Regions from separate parts of the Homo sapiens genome. Here all the other regions are linked to region 4. The links are chromatin loops, found by intact Hi-C in ENCODE. Cell type or tissue: IMR-90. All regions are shown on one strand. Region 1 holds the start of LINC01594 (long intergenic non-protein coding RNA 1594). Region 2 overlaps LIMS1 (LIM zinc finger domain containing 1). Region 3 overlaps GCC2 (GRIP and coiled-coil domain containing 2). Region 4 has its middle 28 kb from the start of SULT1C4.

The links. Hi-C counts contacts between places; a loop is a spot of excess contacts. Peaks named below come from ENCODE experiments on the same cell type or tissue, not always from the same donor. Only the 100,000 strongest peaks of a DNase experiment are listed, where the experiment ranks them.
Region 1: it touches region 4 in a loop (2.7-fold over the local background); 7 of 110 quality-filtered maps call a loop at or near these places.
Region 2: a loop joins it to region 4, with 10 times the contacts of the local background. A loop is called at or near these places in 11 of 110 quality-filtered maps.
Region 3: a loop joins it to region 4, with 7 times the contacts of the local background. A loop is called at or near these places in 5 of 110 quality-filtered maps.

The regions. Positions count from the first base shown.
Region 1 is chr2:108,213,583-108,218,582 of GRCh38, reverse strand. LINC01594 (long intergenic non-protein coding RNA 1594) reads left to right here and starts at 742. Exons shown (of 5, transcript NR_131251.1): 1 at 742-888. In IMR-90, a CTCF peak has its summit at 2,718 (motif pointing left); no DNase peak of the experiment used is centred here.
Region 2 is chr2:108,634,523-108,639,522 of GRCh38, reverse strand. The region is part of intron 1 of LIMS1 (LIM zinc finger domain containing 1); the gene reads right to left. Among named protein-coding and RNA genes, the nearest start is that of LIMS1-AS1, 42 kb to the left of the region's middle. RefSeq lists an enhancer at 2,668-3,242. In IMR-90, a CTCF peak has its summit at 2,989 (motif pointing right); DNase peaks (open chromatin) are centred at 2,072 and 2,982; H3K27ac peaks cover 1,266 bases.
Region 3 is chr2:108,489,755-108,494,754 of GRCh38, reverse strand. It overlaps GCC2 (GRIP and coiled-coil domain containing 2), which reads right to left. Exons shown (of 23, transcript NM_181453.4): 18 at 4,741-4,917; 19 at 1,965-2,182. Among named protein-coding and RNA genes, the nearest start is that of GCC2-AS1, 42 kb to the left of the region's middle. In IMR-90, no CTCF peak of the experiment used is centred here; a DNase peak (open chromatin) is centred at 2,134.
Region 4 is chr2:108,347,354-108,352,353 of GRCh38, reverse strand. It overlaps the pseudogene SULT1C5P. Among named protein-coding and RNA genes, the nearest start is that of SULT1C4, 28 kb to the left of the region's middle. RefSeq lists an enhancer at 2,204-2,263. In IMR-90, a CTCF peak has its summit at 2,149 (motif pointing left); a DNase peak (open chromatin) is centred at 2,133; H3K27me3 peaks cover 1,195 bases.

The DNA.
Region 1 (5,000 bases), 130 kb after region 4:
TTTGACCACCACCCCGTCTTTAGACTATTTAGTGTCACTATAAAGGAATAGCTGAGGCTGGGAAATTTATTTTAAAAAATGTTTATTTGGCTCATAATTCTGATGGCTGGAAGACTGGACACGTGGTGAGGGACTCAGACTGCTTCCACTTCTGGCAGAAGGTGAAGGGGGTCAGTGCATCCAAAAATCACATGGTAAGACAGGAAGCAAGAGAAGGGAGTTTCCAGGCTCTTTTTAACAACCAACTCTTGTGGGAAGGAATAGAGCAAGAGCTCACTCACTCCTGGGGAGGGTATTAATCTATTCCTGAGGGGTCTCCCACTATCACCCAAACACCTTCTGTTAGACCCCACCTCCAACATTTAGAATCAGATCTCAACATAAGGTTTGGAAGGGACAAATGTCCAAACCATGGCAATCTCTTTCCCAGGGAATACTCATCCTGTATATTTTTCCATGTGAGATCCAACCATAACCTAGGCATCTCTTGTGAGAAAACAATGCTGGTAGAATTCTGAGATTCAGTCCACTGGATACCTGTGGGAGGCCTTGAATGTTGCCTTTGTAAATCATCTCTAGTTCTGGCCATGTGATTGTTGGGCAATGGGCAGAGGCTGAGAATGGTCTTCCTGGAGCCTCCAATTTAGTGAGCAAAGTGTAGAGTATGTTAGAAGAGATGATACTTGTGATGGAAATGATTAGGGCAGAATAAGGGGAACCAGGAAGTGCTGGATTGTAAGTAGAATGATCAGGGAAGACATGACTGAAATGATGCTTTCTGGGTAAAGATTGAAGGATATGAGGAGAGGGTCATGTAGCTGTTTGATCGAAGAGCATTCTTGGCAGAGGAAATGCCAGGCCAAAGTCTCTATGGCAGGACTACACTAGGTGAGTTCAAGGAAGAGTGGGGAAGTCACTAGGTCTGAAGAGAAGTGAGTGTGCAAAGGTTAGAAGGTGGTTAGAAAGGGACCTGGGGACAGATGGTGTAGGACAGGAGACCGTGATACAATTCAGCTTAGACTGAATGGGTTGGGGCACTGCTGCAGCATTTTGATCAGCACAGTGATGTGATCCATTTAGGATCATATGGTGACTGGGTAATTATGACATAGAAGGAGGGATATTCATTAGGTTGTGATTGCAAGTCTTCAGGGAAGACACGCCAGTGACTCAGAGGAGGTTGGTCACAGTAATGTTGATAAGAAGAGGTCATGTTCTGGATATAGTTTGAAGTCAGAGCCAAATGATGTATGGATTGGATGTAGTGTGCAAGAGAGAGAGAAATAGAATAAGCTTTGGCTGAGCAACTGAAAAGATGGAGTTGCCTTTTAATTGAGATGAAGAAGACAGTGGGTGAATTAGGTTTGTGGGTTTGACTTTTTCTGTTTGAAATGTATATAAAACAAGGAAGTAGAGATATGAAGTAGGCAGTTGGGCTGACAATTTAGGAATTCAGGGTTGAGATCTGAGGTGGAGATAAAAATTTGGAAGATGGTACCATGTTGCAGAAATTTAAAATCCATGTGAGAGAATGAGATTATCTAAGAAGCGAGCCAGAGAAAGAAGAGATAGAAAGCAGAAGTAACATAAAAGCTGTAATACTATTTAAGCCTTTTTCTCTGTTTTTATGATGTTTCTTTTATAAGGATTATTTTTAAAATTTCTTTGCCACATTATTCTAATGAGTCCACTGTCTAGTTTTACGAAAACACATAATAATGTTCCTCAATATCTATATTTCACTATGCCACTCGACCTACCCAGCATTTAAAGGTGCACTTGAGTGTTTATGAAACGTTCTTTTAATCTCCTGCTATATAAAAAGGAAAAAGTCAAAAATATTAACAGCTGATGGACAAAGAAATAAATTACGTATTTGCATGTGGAAATAATAAAGCAACTTAGAACTAAATCACAAAGTTATCTGGGAAGGACATTGAATGTTTTATTGTAAATCTTTAACATAACTCAAAAATTAGTAGTAGTATTGGAGAACATGCAAACCTCATGTTAGTTTACATTTCAAAATCAATTATTCATGTCAGAAACATGTTCAAATTTCTGTGAAAGTTTAGAAGATATGTATCACAAATAAAAGCATTTCAAATGCTCACACAGGATTTTTGGGAGAGAGGAGAGAGAAACCACATTAATTTAAACAAGAAAAGTTTAATACAGAGAATGATTAACTCTAACAAGAGATTGGAGTAACGAGGTGTTGGCAAGTAAGAAGTAAAACTCTGAAGAATATAGGAATATCAAATATAAGGAACAGCCACTATCCCTAGGGCTGAGATAGAGTAAGAGCCTCTTCGAAAAGAACCTGTCTTCCCATGCCCACCAGGACTGAGACCCAGACCTTATGGGAGAGGACGTGGCATGACTCATGGGACAACAGAGAAGCTACTGCGGTTCAATTCTGGAAGAACTTGCTCTACTCTCTGAAACTTGCAGGAAATCCACCCTCTAGGGTGTGGGGAAGGTGTTCACAAGGATGTGTCTCCCTGGAGGCATCCTACTACAAAACCATCCTGGGAGGAAGCTGGGGAAGCACTGGACACCCCCACTGCAGGAGCTGAACCCTGGGGAAGCCATGTGTGCTGCAGGAGTGGGACCTAGAGGAGCTGGCACAGTGGAGAAGAACCACGGGAGCCTGGCCAGTGAAAACCCTGAACCAGGAAGCAAAACTCTTTCCTCCCACAATGTCTCTCCAGTGCTCTCTGCTGACAAGGTTTCAACATCACAGCAGCTGGCAAAGGAAAAATATTGAAAGGGTTCAGATTCAGTTTCGCAGAGAGGGCAGACAGTGAATTTGGACTGAGAAGCAATCAATCGATTACTGGACAGCATGGAAAAATTCGTATGAGTTTGTGTAGTTTTATAAAATTATCAGAGTCTATCAAAAACACATTTTAAAAGTCACACACATCGTTAAATACCAGAGCATTTCAATTACTATCTAAAGTTTTCATTACATTTTTATATTCCAATAAACATGAAATTTCCTGATATTTTGGCATAGTATCAAAGTATTTTGAGTGATCAGACAGAAAATTTAGAAAATTGAAGTATTCCTTTTCTGAAGGAGTGTGTGTGTGTGTGTGTGTGTGTGTGTGTATTCTGTGGTAGTGGAGTAACAACCACAAGGATTACATTTATTTTAAGAATTGTAAAATATACGTAACATATAATTCACTATTATTTTAACTATTTTTAAGTGTACTATTAAGTAGCTTTAAGTACATTCACAACGTTATGTAACCATCATCACTATCCATTTCCAGAACTTTTTCATTATCCCAAACAGAAACTATACTCACTAAAAATGTCTCTATTACCTTCTCCTCCAATCCCTGGTAACTTCTACCTTCTCTCTCCATAAATTTCACTATTCTAGGTGAGTCATAGAATGAGGGAGGTATTTTTCTGTCTCCAATTTTTTGAAGAGTTTGAGAGGGTTTTTGTTCGCATTTAAATGTTCAGTGGAATATGCCACTGAAGCTATCTAGCTCTAGGCTTTTCTTTGTTCTCTTTATTAGCTGTGAGTCTGTTCATATTTTCTATTCTTTCACAAGTCAGTTTAGTATATCGTGTGTTTCTAGGAACTTGTCTATTTCATCTAGGGTATCCAAGTTGTTCATGTACTGTTGTTCATAGTATTCTTCCATAATCATTTTTATTTCTATGAAATCAGTAGCGATGTCCCACTTTCATTTCTTTATTTTATTTTATTTTATTATTATTATACTTTAAGTTTTAGTGTACATGTGCACAATGTGTAGGTTAGTTACATATGTATACATGTGCCATGCTGGTGTGCTGCACCCATGAACTCGTCATTTAGCATTAGGTATATCTCCTAATGCTATCCCTCCCCCCTCCCCCCACCCCACAACAGTCCCCGGAGTGTGATGTTCCCCTTCCTGTGTCCATGTGTTCTCATTGTTCAATTCCCACCTATGAGTGAGAACATGCAGTGTTTGGTTTTTTGTTCTTGCGATAGTTTACTGAGAATGATGATTTCCAATTTCATCCATGTCCCTACAAAGGACATGAACTCACCATTTTTTATGGCTGCATAGTATTCCATGGTGTATATGTGCCACATTTTCTTAATCCAGTCTATCATTGTTAGACATTTGGGTTGGTTCCAAGTCTTTGCTATTAACACTTCCAAGTGAAGTCTCCAAATCAATTTTTACTCTTGAACACATTCTAAACATCTTTAACCTTAACTGCCATTTCTTAATGACCCCTTTGGAGCCTTTCTTATAGGCATTGGGGATGGCATTGAATCCATAAATTACCTTGGGCAGTATGGCCATTTTCATGATATTGATTCTTCCTACCCATGAGCATGGAATGTTCTTCCATTTCTTTGTATCCTTTTTTATTTCATTGAGCAGTGGTTTGTAGTTCTCCTTGAACTGGAAGGTTTACAGGTTTACCACTGTAAATGAGGTTTACAGTGTCCATGGCTATGTGCTTGTGTGTGCTTTCATAGCAGATATCATCATTTTATTTCCATATTTAGAACTCCACTAAGCATCTCTTGTAGGGCCAGTCCTATGGTGATGAATTCCCTTAGCATTTGCTTGTCTGGAAAAGACATTTTTCTCCTTCACTTATTAAGCTTAGTTTTGCAGAATATAAAATTCTTGTCTGGCATTTTTTTCCCGCATTGGCGGTTCAACAATATCCACTGTTCTGCAGCCACCACTGCTGATACCCAGGCAAACAGGGTCTGGAGTGGACCTCTAGCAAACTCCAACAGACCTGCAGCTGAGGGTCCTGTCGGTTAGAACATAAACCAACAAACAGGAAGGACATCAAGGTGTACAGATGGGACACCAAAACCCATCTGTACATCACCATCATCAAAGACCAAAGGTAGATAATACCACAAAGGTGGGCAAAAAACAGAGCAGAAAAACTGGAAACTCTAAAAATCAGAGCACCTCTCCTCCTCCAAAGGAATGCAGCTCCTCACCAGCAACAGA
Region 2 (5,000 bases), 290 kb before region 4:
TGAGATGGCGCAACTGCGCTCCAGCCTGGGCGATAGAGCGAGACTTAGTCTCAAAAAAACAAAACAAAAACATGTACACATATATGATATATGATCTTAAATAAATGCAGGGTTGTTGCAAGGTGACTTTAGAATTATCTTTAAAAGTGATGATCAACATTTCCAGCACTGGGTGAAACATACAAAGGACATACGATTTTCTGGATGAATACCACTGTCCCTTTTTTTTCTCCTGAACTTTCTGCTTATCAGAAACCTGCCCAGTCCTCAAGTACCTGCTCAAGATCTTCTCCAGGAAGCTTTCTTGACATTCCAGGCCTTATCGATCTTCTGTTCAGCAGCCATAGCACCCACTGTGTGTCCCATGCAGTGAGTGGGTAAGATTTTCATTGGATATAATGTTGTGTTCTGTATCGCAAAGGTGCTCCTCATCTCCTTAAGAACACCAGGAGGCCCTTAAGTAGACATTTTTTTTTTTTTGAGACGGAGTCTCACTCTGTCACCCACGCTGGAGTGCAGTAGCGCGATCCATGCTCACTGCAGGCTCCGCCTCCCGGGTTCACACCATTCTCCTGCCTCAGCCTCCCGAGTAGCTGGGACTACAGGTGCCTATCAACACGCCCGGCTAATTTTTTGTGTTTTTAGTAGAGACGGGGTTTCACCATCTTAGCCAGGATGGTGTTGATCTCCTGACTTCATGATCCACCCGCCTCGGCCTCTCCAAGTGCTGGGATTACAGGCGTGAGCCACCGTGCCCAGCCTGTGCTTAGTTTTCTTGAGACAGAGTCTCACTCTGTTGCCAGGCTGGAGTGCAGTGGTGCAATTTTGACTCACCGCAACCTCGATCTCCTGGGTTCAAGTGATTCTCGTGCCTCAGCCTCCTGAGTAGCTGGAATTACAGGCATGTGCTACCACACCAGGCTAATTTTTGTATTTTTAGTGGTAGAGACGGGGTTTCACCATGTTGGACAGGCTGGTCTCGAACTCCTGACCTCAGGTGATCCGCTCGCCCTGGCCTCCCAAAGTGCTGGGGTTACAGGCGTGAACCACCACGCCCAGCCTCTGTTGAATCTTTATACCCCTCATGGCACCAAGCACACTGTCATCATGCAATTAATCAAACTGGACATCTTGAGAGAAGTCCCTAGACTGCCTGCAGAGGGCATCTAAAGAGGGCAAGCCCTGGTGAGCTGCGTCCCTACCCAGACACCCAGACAGCTCAGTCTAGCTCGTTGCCTTTGGCGTAACTTTCCTCAAGAAAGACAGCTCGATCAATCAGAATCACTATAGTTTGAAATCTATAAGCCACCTCACAATTTTTTTTTCTCCCATGGTCCCTCAAATAAGCAGTGTTTAGTCAATTTAAAAACATTCTTGGGCTGGGCATGGTGCCTCATGCCTGTAATCCCAGCACTTTGGGAGGCTGAGGCAGGAGGATCACTTGAGCTCAGGAGCTGGAGACCAGCCTGGGCAACGTGGTGACACACCATCTCTATAGAAAAATTAGCCGGGCACGGTGGCATGCACCTGTAGGCGCTACTAAGGAGGCTGAGGTAGGAGGATCGCTTGAGCCTGTGAGCTATGACTGAGCTGTGATCATGCCACTGCATTCCGGCCTGGGAGACACAGCGAGATACTGTCTCAAAAAAAAAAAAAAAATCTTAAAATTTTCTCTCATAGGTTAGGTGATTTTTCTCTGACCATTTAGAAACTTTAACTAGAAAATGTCTCTGTACTAGTTCCTTTATATTTCAAATCACTTATCTTTTCATTCTTTTATTTTTATTCGTATTGTGATCCATTAACATACATTCTCACACCTAAACAGCTTTTTAAAAAGATAACATTGTGTTCTGGTCAAAACAGACAAATTAGAGGAAGCTGTGTTTCCAATACAGAATGGCAGTATTTTTAGCTAGGAATGCTGACTTAGGAGAACGCCCAGATCACCAGTGACAGCCTCCAGTGTGTCAGGAGCTCTTGACACGGCTGTAGTGGCTGTAGCACCAGAGTATCTGGCTCTAAATAACACCCTTATTTTAGTTCTGACTCAGTCAAGGCTATCTCCCTGGACATTAACCTTCAGCTACACTGGGAGGGAAGTCCGTGGGAGTTTTTATTTTGTGACTAAGCTTAACACGGGGTTTACTTCCCTCAATGATAAGGTAAAAGAAAACCATGAGAATTTCAGAATAGAACAGAATAAAAAACATTTCACTTGAGTCAAGTGAAAACAATGAACCTTTTCAAATTCAAATGTACATATCTTTCACTGCCCGTTATTTTCTTTTTGACACAGAACATGTTTTGTGTAGATTTTACTGCATTAAACAGCATTTGAAAATACTGACCAGGATGAAGCAGAGGAACTAAAATACACACACACACACACACACACACACACACACACACACACACACACATATATGTATATTTTGCTGAATTTAAAAAGGTTTCTTTTCTTTCATTAACTTTAAATTTTGTGAAATGTACACAGAAAGGCAAGGGATTATTTCAGCTACCATAACTTAGATTTTGCCATAAGTACAATGAAAAAAGATGTGGAAATAGTATAAGGTCAGGAGGTCAACCACTGTAAGCTGGTGCTCATGTAACACTGCCCAGCTACAACCAGGCTAGCAGCATCTCCCAGGGGCCTCAGTCACTCCTCTTGTTCTGCAGGCTCCTGTGCTCAACCTTCCTCTCTCCCCACACAGAGCTCTCCATTCTCTGTCACGGAATGAAGCTATGGTTTTTGAAAGCAGTTCACAGGGCTAAGTAGGAAGCTCTTTATTCCATTCCTTACCTCTTCTCAAAAAGTGGTATTCTATACATCTAGCAATAATATATAAAAATATGGCAATTACCCACTTAGACAGACCCCCTTGTGTCCTGTAGGAGGCATCACTGGGATATTGCTAGGTGCTGGTGATGCAGTTACTGCTACCTCTGTGAATCTTTGTCCTCTATGAGCAGCACTGAGACCTTGTCAGTAGAGGGTGCTGGAGAGACACTGCAGGAGGAAGAGGTTTGCTTCCCAGTCCTGCCTGCTCCCTGGGCAAAGCTCCTGCAGCACTCTGGCTTCTTCGGTGTCTAGCTCCTGCAGGGCATGGTGGCTAGCACCAGCTTCAGTGGCACTGGCCCCTCAAAAGTTTTACAGCAGAGTGCCTTGGACCCTGATGGTGCATGCAGCCAGCAGCACCCATCCCTTGGCAGTCAGCTATGTAGGGGGTACCTTGGGTGAGGGAACTCACTGGGAACAGCCTTCTCTGGTATTGGAAAGGAGGATTTCCAGCAATCTGTGCCAGCGACTTTTCTGCATGCAGCATGCCCTGGTAGTGTGACCCCGGGCACGGAGTAGGGCTCCTCCCTTGGCACTCTAACTCAGCTCTAGGGTCCGTGGCTGCTCCTTACAGCGGCTATTCCTATACTCTTTTGCTTTCTCTCCTCTTACTAGCCAATTCCTTATTACTCCAAAACCTTGTTAGAGTTAGTAATTCTATCTTTATATTAAACCTTTCCTGTTCAAATTAGCGTGTGGGTTTTCTCTCCTGGTTGGACCCAGGCCGACAGAGGCAGCCTATGTGAGGACTCTGCAGCTGATGGTACTTAGACCTTTTGGGCTCTTTCTCCAAGATGTCACTTAGGAATTTAAACAATTGTATTTACATTCAAAACTAGGAACAGACGATTTAAACAACTGTATTTACATTCAAAACTAGGAACAGACGGGGGGGAGGAGTGTGTTATCACGTAAAGGTACAGAATAATAAACCTGTCAGTTAAACGGGAGTCCAAGTCTGTCTACCTCATTCTTTTTTTTGAGATGGAGTCTTGCTCTGTCACCCAGGCTGGAGTGTAGTGGTGCGGTCTCAGTTCACCGAAACCTCCCCCTCCTGGGTTCAAGCAATTCTCTGCCTCAGCCTCCCAAGTAGCTGGGATTACAGGCACCCACCACCACGCCTGACTAATTTTTGTATTTTTAGTAGAGACGGGGTTTCACCATCTTGACCAGGCTGGTCTTGAATTCCACCCGCCTTGGCCTCCTGAAGTGCTGGGATTACAACCATTCTTTTTTTTTTTTTTTTTTTTTAGAGATGAAGTCTTGCTCTTTCCCCCCAGGCTGGAGTGTGATGGTGCAATCTCAGCTCACTGCCACTTCTGCCTTCCGAGTTCAAGCGATTCTCCTGCTTTGGCCCCCTGAGTAGCTGGGATTACAGGCACCTGCCACCACACCCAGCTAATTTTTGTATTTTTAGAGATGGGGTTTCACCATGTTGGCTAGGCTGGTCTCGAACTCCTGACCTCAGGTGATCCACCCGCCTGGGCCTCCCAAAGTGCTGGGGTTACAGGCGTGAGTCACCGCGCCCAGCCACAGCCATTCTTTATTTATGTAAACTAGAGGCCACACATGGACTCATTGTTCAAGTCAGGGCCAGAAGATATGGCCACCCCACACCCCAGTGTAGACCCCCATCCTCATGGCACTTTCTGGCCCCAGTGACATGTCTGGGGGCCACTCAATGTGAGCTCCTGGGTTCCTCTGTGACCCCAGCAAAGAGGCAAACAGGGACACACACCCATTGGTCAGTCCTCAAGAACAAGAGGAGAATAAAGGAACTGAGGCGATCAGTGAACTTTTGTTCTTCTTGAAGATGACTGGGAGGGTGGCTAGGACAGCAGCTCCTTGGGCAGTCGCTGTGCTCTGCTGCGCCTGGCCGTGAGGGCTTCTGTGAAGCTTTACTGTGAGTGCTCCACATGCTTTCCTGTCATGGTCATTCCTGAGCCTCCCTTCCTGTCACATCACTCCCACAATAGAATGAAGCAGCCGCCTGTTTTCTAAATAGTCCCTCGATTTCAGGACATTTGTGGTGAAAAGGACCATGTGTACCACTTAACACTGATGTGTGTGGCGTCTCTCCAGAGATGTCGCCAGGACAAGGTGTCACATTCAGAAGGCACAGCTTCAGGAGCCTGAAAGCCAGCCTTGGGAGGGCTGA
Region 3 (5,000 bases), 140 kb before region 4:
AATTGCTACTAGCTAAGATAAACTGTTAGATAACACAGCTCATAATATAGTACTACTTATTTTTTATTAATTTAGAGTAGAGGGCCAAACTACTGCTAAATACTGGCCAAAATTAAAAGACTAGATTCTAGCAATTTTTCAGGATTAGGTATTTCAGATTGCTGCATACTTCTTGAAACACACTTGTTGAAATCTGCTTGGCAGACATCCTCAATCACTGCCCTTATACCTTTACCTCTGCAGCTTCTTAATTGTTGCTGCTCACACCTACAGTGCTCATACAGTAAGAGCCCAGAATCCAGGGCACGGAACTAATCAATTACATTGTCTAGCAAGACTTTCCTGTTTGCTGATAAACTGTATAGTGTTTTTTTTTTTTCTGAGACAGGGTCTCACTCTGTCACACAGGTTGGAGTGTAGTGGCACGATCTTGGCTCACAGCAACCTCTGCCTCCCAGGCTCAGGCCATCCTCCCACCTCAGCCCCACAAGTAGCTGGGACTTCCAGGTGCATGCTATCCCACCCAGATAATTTTTGTACTTTTAATAGAGATGGGATTTCACCATGTTGTTCAGACTGGTCTCAAACTCCTGGCCTCATGTGATCCACCTGCCTTGGCTCCCAAAGTGCTGAGATTGCAGGGGTGAGACACCACGCCTGGTCTAAACTGTAAAGTTTACCAGGCCCTTTGACATGTATTGGTTTATTGACTCCCAAAAATCTGAAGTTCAGAGAAATTTAATGACTTTGCCCAAGGTCTCATAACTGAGTTAGAAACCAGAATTGTAATCTAGATTTTTAAACTTCAGATTTCATTTATTTTGCATTTCATTAAGTTGCCTTAGTCCTGACTGCCCTTTTTGAAGCTTTTTCCTGGGTTTCTGGTAAGCTGACTGCTTATTCCACTGCTGATTGCTAGATTACAATCTCTTGTGCGACCTTTGCCCTGGCTGATTACTTCCTTTGTTGATTCTTTGGCATATGTTAAATTCTTCTGAAGTTGCTTTTTTACCCTAATAAGTGACCGATAGCGGCTAATGCTCCAGTGACAATATTTCCCATGGGAAACCAAAACACCATCAACTTGCTACTAAAATACTGCATCATCATGGCTGACATTTTTCCATGTCTTCCTGGAAGCAGAATGGAAGATACTGGGTGTGGCTGAACTAAAACTCCAACTAATTGTAAATGTGAAAGCAAAGAAGCTATATTGGTTATGCAGTTCTAACACATTCAGTGCCGCTTGAGTGTTTCTAAGTTCCTTGCTCTATCTAATGTTTCTATTTAAAAAGTAGACAAATTTGATGTCTAACAACGGAGAACATGAAAGAAATCTGGTGAATACTAGAATTAAGACATGTGTCGGCCAGGCGCAGTGGCTCATGCCTGTAATCCCAGCATTTTGGGAGGCCGAGGCGGGTGGATCACGAGGTCAGGAGATCGAGACTATCCTGGCTAACACGGTGAAACTGCGTCTCTACTAAAAATACAAAAAATTAGCCGGCCTGGTGGCAGGCACCTGTAGTCCCAGCTGCTCGGAAGGCTGAGGCAGGAAAATGGCCTGAACTCGGGAGGTGGAGCTTGCAGTGAGCCGAGATCGCGCCACTGCACTCCAGCCTGGGCGACACAGCGAGACTCCGTCTCAAAAAAAAGACATGTCACGAGACTGACAGAGGATGTTTAAGTCAGAGAAAAAGAAATACTCCTTTCCATTGAGGGTAAGGAATACATCAAAGTCAGCATTCTCAGAGGTTATACAGACTTCTGTAAGTATAATGAAGAGGGAAGGATTCAGATGGTTCAATTATCTTTCTAGTAAGCAAATCCAAAATTCATTAATCACAGATTTGACACTGGTGACACCTAGTAAATTTTCTTTCTTATGAATTTGTGAAGAATGTATTTAAGAGACAAATGCATGAAAACATGAACAACTAATATTTCCATGTGTACATACATACTTCTTGTGGTCGGTTCATTCTTAAGCTGGAAGAGCTGTGCTTCCATCTTGGAGAGCTGCTGCTGTAATGTCTCCACTGTCTTTCTGTGTTCTTCCTGCAAATGTCGCACTTGATCTCGGAAGCTATTTCGAAGGACCTCGTTCTGGGATGTTAGCTGACTCACAGTCTGTGTATGTTCAGATTTCATCATCATGTTCTCTGACTGTATTGAACACAATCTGAAAGATGAGAAACTTAGTTACAGAAGATCTTTCAACTTTATATGCTGACTTAGCCTTTCTCAACTGGGTTCTGCAAGAGAATTAGCTCTAAGACCTCTACTGAATGTATGAATCAACTTCTCTCCTACATACCTGCACTGTACTCATTGTGAAATAACTTGATGAGAACTGACACTGGCTGTCATCTAGTTCAAATAATCTGTGTTACACATTTCAGATGAAGAACCCCAGTTAAGAAACTGTGTTGTGTTGTCCAGACTAGGAACTTCTTTCATGGTTCATCAGAAAATAGGATTATATTTAAAGCATAAAATAATTATACTTTTAATTAGTCCACTTCTTCACATCATCATATGTGGTAACTCACATGAATGTAAGATTAATCTCCCTTTTATCTACTACCCTGAAAACATTAAAAAAAAAAAAAACCCCACACTCTTCTGATTTACTCAGAAAACTTTAGAGGAAAGTATCCATTTTTGAGTTGATTAACATAAACCACAACAAACACAGACTTGGTTTACTATAGCTGTTTCAAATCTCACTGCACATGAGAATCACTGGAATACCTTGTTGAAAATAGAGACCTCTAATTTTCATGTTACACCCACTGAATCAGGATCTCAGTAGTGGTTCCAGGAATTTCCTACTTTTAGTAGTTTTCAATGTGATTTTTATGTACTCAGCCTGAAACTAACCAGTGGGCCTACAATTTGGGAACCATCACTTTTAATGGTTTACCTGTAGTTTTCATGTTTTATATGTTTGGCTTTGGTAAAAAAAATAAATAAATAAATAAATAAATTTCCTTTTATACAGGGGATCCACAGAATTCTCTCATAAAAATTTAAAAAATACAAAAGCCGTCAGAGAAAAAAGTAAAAGCCCCTTATTAATTACTCTCATGCCTGGCAGGATAAAATCCCAATTCCACAGGTAGATAAACGTTGTTAACAGTTTAGTCTGTACTTTTCCAAGATATTTTTTCTACCTGCTACACACATGCGCACCATACAAGGTTTCAAACAGGGTTTAGTGGCTGAAAGGAGAAATGCAATAAAATACCATGTTTCAGAAAAGAAATCTTAATTACTAAGTTCATACTGATTAATGAATCTAGAAAATACTAGTGTATACAAATTTCTCTGCAAGCATTTTTTTCAAACAATATCTACCCAGAAAGCAAAGGAAGAACCATCGGAGGTTACAAAAATAGTCTAAGCAGGATAAAAATTAGAGGTGGGTAAAGTGTCTATTCTCAGGCAGTATCACTGACATTTATGAATTTACCAATTTGAAAGCTAAACGCTTAAACCCCCCATCTGGAATCAGAATGATTGTGCTGATGGAAGTTCACTGTTCTGTCTCAGTTGTTACAGAGGTGTTTATATTAACTGTAGTCTCTGCGTAATACAGATATTAATTAGCCTAATTATCACATTCCTCTGGAACCATTTTCACAATCTGCTATAGATAAAGTATGAATATTAAAACATTTTTTAAAAGTGGAGACTACATAAAGAGAAGGCTATTTCTTCATACTTGGGCAGACAGTAACAATACCATTAGTTTTTAATATTTCTGAAGAAGAGGAAAGACTCCTAAAGATACCTCAAAATGCTATGAAAAGTGACTGGCACATAGTAGGTGCTCAAAAAACACTTACTGAAAGACTGAATTACTTTAGAGGAATCAACAGTACTTTATTTGTGTTAGCAATGTAATTTGCAATAACTTTCCAAAAGAATAAGTGTTGGAGAATATCAAGCAAACATCACTATATATAAGATAATCTCATGGTAAACCCTGGTGATAGGCAGTTAGAAAACTGGTACATCTTCCCTGAAACTTTTGGTTTACATGATTAACATGCAAATTACACTGTTAACAGACAGAAGCCACAAAAAGCTAAACCTGCTTTCATTTTTCAGATTAGCATAAGATTAGGTATATATTATATAAGCAAATCTGTGATAAAATTATCAACACCCTTGATAAAAGATGCTCAATGAAGAATTCTTTTCCTCAGCCTAATACTCCTACTACCCAATTTCTTTATCACAGGAGTTGAAAACTTCTTGTTCACAATAATCTATTTATTTTGCCAATACTTCTAATGTCTATTTAAAGTATTACAGTGAACAAAATATGACAAATTGAAGACAGAATTGCAAAGATAACTTGCATATTCTTTTTCAGTTAGCAACTATTTGGGTGTTTTCTTCTAGAAAAAAAAATGCTTATGATTTGATACTTGGGTTGGAAAGTAGTATGTTTTTGTTTGTTTTTTTAGAGAAACATCCTAGCCAAGAAGGCTGTAGGAGACACAGAATACTGGATGAGCAGATAGACATTAATTGTTCTTAAAAATGCAAAATACAAAAGCAATGTAAAAGGCGAAGCTCTAAGGTAGATAAAGCAAAGTTTCCAAGCCTTTAGAAATGTCTATTTTTTATTTTCTAATCTGCATTTATCTCAAGGATCAACATATTAGAAGTTTCAACAAAGAAATACATTGCTGTCTGGTACAGCGTTAGTGCTGCTAACAGTCTTACTTTTCCCGGAGTTCCGCCTCTTTGGACACAGTTTCCTGCAGCATCTTGTTGTGCCTTTCTAGCAGTGTATCATGTTCAGACTGCAATGTTTGAAGTTCAGATACATTAATCTGTAAGTTATTTTGGCTATCTTGTAATTTGATTTTTAGCTGGTCAATCAGCATTTCCAGATGTTCCCTAAAACAGAAATACACAGTTTTAAAATTTTTTGAAAAAGGTGAATTTGATTTTGTGGTTTTAAATATAGTTTAACCATTTAA
Region 4 (5,000 bases):
GAAAGAGATTGTCAATTTGTAGTGAAAATGGCCCATCTAACGAAAGTGTCGAGGAGGCAGAAAATAGGAAAAAGTAGAAGAAATGCTGGGAAGGAGCAAGAGGAAAATGGAGTCCCTACTTGGCTGGAAGCAGCAGTGAAAGGGAGCCAGGCAGACCACAGAGAAACAAAGTTTCATCAGCCTAGGCTACCACTTCCAGTTGAGCTGCCCTTGTCCTGTCTCCTCCCATGAGTGCCTCTTTTGCCAGGATAAATTGAGAAAGTCTGTAGCTTGCATCCTGTCTAAGCAGGGCAGCTGGGTGTAACCCCTGAGATTTGTTGTGGCTTCTCTCTTTGCAGAAAGATGTTCCCACATGGGTCTGCTTATCTTAAGAGACCATATTTTAAATAATCTTTATTTTCTCTGAGTGAAAGCCACCCTCTCTGGAATCCTCTCCTTTATATTTGCCAGCCTTTGGCCTTGTTTCTGTTGTATATAATTAGCCATAGACATTTTACCTTACCTCAAAGTAGTCTAAGAAGAAAGGGAGAAGATTGGGGTCCTGAACTTGGGAAAGAAAGAATGGAGAGAAGGTCTTAGCAGAGCGAGAGAAATGGCAGCAAGCCAGGGACCCAAGAGGAAGAGGACTGGGTAAGGAATTTTCCAGCAATTATTGACTGATGAATTGAAGAATAATGAGGTCTGTGTTATATTTTATTTCTTCTTATTTGATGCAAGTACCTTAGATTTGTCCCGATCTTCAGCAAAGGTCTGCTATAATAGTTTTGCATTTGTGGTTCTCTGGCATTGCGGGGAGGTTGTTCTCTATTTGGCTTAAGAGGGGCAAGCACGTGGTCCAAAATATGTAGGACAAGTGGCAGGCAGGCAAAGGGGATTGGGGATTGAATTGGCTGCAGAATAGTAGCTCCCTCCATCTCCACTTCTTCTTCCCTCCACTGGAGTCCTTGGAAGTCTCAGAGAGATTTACCTGTTGAGCATCCTCCTTTTCTTTTCCTTGGTATTTTATTGTTGCAGACAGGAGTAAATTGTTGGTTTTGAAACATCTTCATAGGGGGCTGTTTAGGCCAACCCTGGGCAGCTAAATCTGGATTTAATATTAGAGATTAATAAACTTCTATCAAAGTTTTATCTTGTTTTAACCACTGGATTTTCTGTTAACTACAGACAAACCCAATACATTGAGGAGAATACTGGATCTCCTGTCATGTGTGATGGGTGCCTGAGTTATTTTCTTTTACGTTATTCCAAATTTAAACCCTATGTATTAAGCAGTGTTATTTAAAATAATGGTTAAGTAATTTTCCAAATACAAAATAGCCTTTTAATGGCAGCTTTATTTCAAACCAAGGAATGTCAGCTTTAAACCTACAATGTTTCCAGCATGTGAGAATGTCTCTCATGAATAAAATATCTGATGCTGGGCGCAGTGGCTTACACCTGTAATCCCAGCACTTTGGAAGGCCAAGGTGGGTGGATCATTTGAGGTCAGGAGTTTGAGACCAGCTTGGCCAACAGGGTGAAACCCTGTCTCTACTAAAAATACAAAAATTAGGCTGGGCGCAGTGGCTCACGCCTGTAATCCCAGCGCTTTGGGAGGCTGAGGCGGGTGGATCACCTGAGGTCACGAGTTCCAGACCAGCCTGACCAATATTGTGAAGCCTCTTCTCTACTACAAATACAAAAATTAGCTGGGCGTGGTGGCGCATGCCTGTAATCCCAGCTACTCGGGAGGCTGAGACAGGAGAATCACTTGAACCCAGGAGGCGGAGGTTGCGGTGAGCCGAGATTGCACCATCGCACTCTAGCCTGGGTGACAGAGCGAGACTCCATCTCAAAAAAAAAAAAAAAAAAAAAGCCTGGCATGGTGGTGCATGCCTATAATCCCCGCTACTCAAGAGAATCACACTCTGACTTAACCTGGGAGATGGAGGTTGCGGTGAGCCAAGATTGCACCCCTGCACTCCTCAAAAATAAAAAAATCTGGCAATACCTAAATAACTATACCAATTAAGCCCATATTACGTGCCAGGCACTTTATACACATTAACTTATTTAATGCCTCCAACAACCCAGTGATAAGGTAAATCACCAACCTACTTCTCCCAGATGATATAGAAGGACTACGAGGCGGATAATCTAGCCAAAGATGCCATCTAGTGGGTAAAGACAACCGCCCTGGAGCCTGGAAGGCCGGTTCAGCACCATGCCCTGCTGCTTCTGAGAGCCTCAGCCCGGCCACAGACCCACAAGACCCCCCTGGCTTTTTGTCCTTTTGTATTCCTGTCTGTGGAACTGTCTGCTGAGCCTATCTGGAAAACAGGACAATTATTTGCCCTGGATTTTGCTCTCTTTCTCTCTGAGGAGAAGTAGAAGGTGAGTTGTTTTCTCTGGCTCTTTCTGGGTGTACCATGGGTGGAAAGTGCCAGAAACTGTGCTGATTCTAAGAGTTCCTATATATTTTGACTCAAGCAAAGATCCTAAGATAATAATATTTGCTAACATATCTTGTGTTATTCATGATAGTTCTTTCTTCTCATGTCATCATGATTTTTTCTTGAATCAAGATATAGCCAGGTCCTAAGTGTACCAGTCTAAATGATGACAAGTCTCACTTGTTTCTGTGTTCTAATGGGACTACTTGAGTGACTTGCATTTTCCTGGCTTTGGCTTCTACCTACCCCGTGATGAGAGCGGGGCTTCCACAGGGCTTCCACAGGGCTCTTGGTTGAGTCAAGCTGGGGTTTAGTGGGACACACTTCTGAATGTCAGACACCACACCTTCTACGGATGGCTCTGCTGCTCCTCTGCCAGAGGCACAGTGACCAGATTATGCTCATCCATGAGATGTCTCAATTCTTATGTATACAGACATCTGATGTGCTGTCTCACTAACTCTCCCATGAATTCATCATGCATCCCTGCATCCATCCCTGCATCCATCCATCCATCCATCCATCCGACAGGTGCTTGCTGAAAACTTGCCAAATGCAGAGGACGATAATGCAGTGAAAAGGCAGACACAGTCCCTGCTTTCTTAGAGTTTCAGCCTTTGGGCAGAAAGCATGGCCAAGGAGCTCATTTGTGGATGAGAAACCTAGGTGGAGAGACAAGGTAACCTGCCAGCATCCTCAGGCTCTTGGCCGCACTGTGATGCCCATCCTTAGTCTCCTCATCTCATGCCCCTTCCCCATGCTGTGTTTTCCCAGTCTGCCTGAGCATGGGAATCCTCTCAGGTGCTTAGGTGCATGCCCAGGCTGCTGCCCTGAGAGTCAGATTCAGTCTGTCTGGAGGGAGGCAAATGGGTGGGAATTAGAAACCAACCAGGCGCATCTGGAAAATGCTGTGTCACACCAGAGTTTATGAGAAGGTCATGTGTTGAAGACACAATATCTGAAATGATAAATAGTGAACTTCTCTTTCTCCTGCTTATGCTGCCACAGATGCCTTCAGCTTCTCCCATAGTTCCTTTCTTAGAAAGATGAGGGTAAAAACTAAAAAGGCTTTAGCTTCCATGGAGATAATTCTTTGCCTCATTCTATTCCAAATTAGATAACCTTGTGTTGTATCCTAAATTTTGATTAAGGAATTTCAAGTGAAATTTGTACAGAATCTCTAACTGCATGAATCTCCCTGCATGAGTGACTTTTTCCCCTTCTCTCTTTTTTATCACATGTATTTAAGGTATACAACATAATATTTTGATACACACAGTGAAGTGGTTACTACAGTCAAACAAATTAACATCATCAATCATCTCACATAGGTTAAAAAAATTATTTTGGAAAGAGTACCTAAAATCTGTTCTCTTAGCAAATTCATAGTATACAATACAACATTACTAACTATAATCCTCACTGCATGAATGACTTATTGTCTCTATCCTTGGTTAAATGTGGGCAAATTAGAGAATGAGAATAGAGTGAACTCATTGGTACAGTAGAAGAGGGGTGGTAAGTGTTTGAAGTAAGTATTTGTGGTTCTGTAGACCCACAGGGTGGTAGCATTGGGAAGGACCCCTGCTTACATTCAGGCCACCAGATATTGCACAGAGATGAGAAAACTAGGACTGGAGATGGTAAGGCACCAGCTGAAGGGTACATAGCCAATGCTGGAGAGTCCATACTAGAACCCAGCCGTCTTCTACTCTATAAAGCAGGTTCATCAAGTTTTACTGCAGTAGACAAATAAAGGTTGACTGTGTGAATGCCATTTTCTTTTTGTTTTCATTTCACCCTTTCAATTTCTCTGCATTACCAAAAAGTCAAAAAATAACAAATGCTGGCGGGGATGTGGAGAAAGGGGAGCCCATGCTCAGGCAGATTGGGGAAATTCCAGCATGGGGGAGGGGCAGGAGGCGAGGAGACTGGGGTGGGGATGGGCATCACAGTGCTACCAAAAGCCAGGGGAGTTTCCCTTTCTCCACACCTTTAGCGGGAATGTAAATTAGTGCAGCCATTATAAACAACAATATGGGGGTTCTTCAAAAAATTAAAAATAGAACTACCATATGACCCAGCAATCCCACTGCTGGGTATGTAGCCAAAGGAAATGAAATCAGTATGTTAAAGAGATATCTGCAGTCCCATGTTTATTGCAGCACTATTCACAATAGCCAAGAGATAGAAGCGACGTAAGTGTCCTTTAATGGATGAATAGATTTAAAAATGTGTTATATATACACAACGGAATATTATGGAGCCATAAAAAGAATAAAATCTTGTCACATGTGACATCATGGATTAACTAGAGGATGTTACGTGAAGTGAAATAAGTCAAGCACAGAAGGACAAATACTGCATGATCTCACTCATATGTGGAATCTAAAACAGTTCATCTCATAGAAATAGAGAGTGTGATAGTGGTTACCAGAAACTGGTAAGAAGGTGAGGTAGGGGAGCTTGGGGAGAGATTTGTCAACGAGAACAAGGTTGAAGTTAAATAGGAGGAATAAGTTCTGGTGTTCTGTTGCAGAGTAGGGTGATTATAGTTGACAATAACGT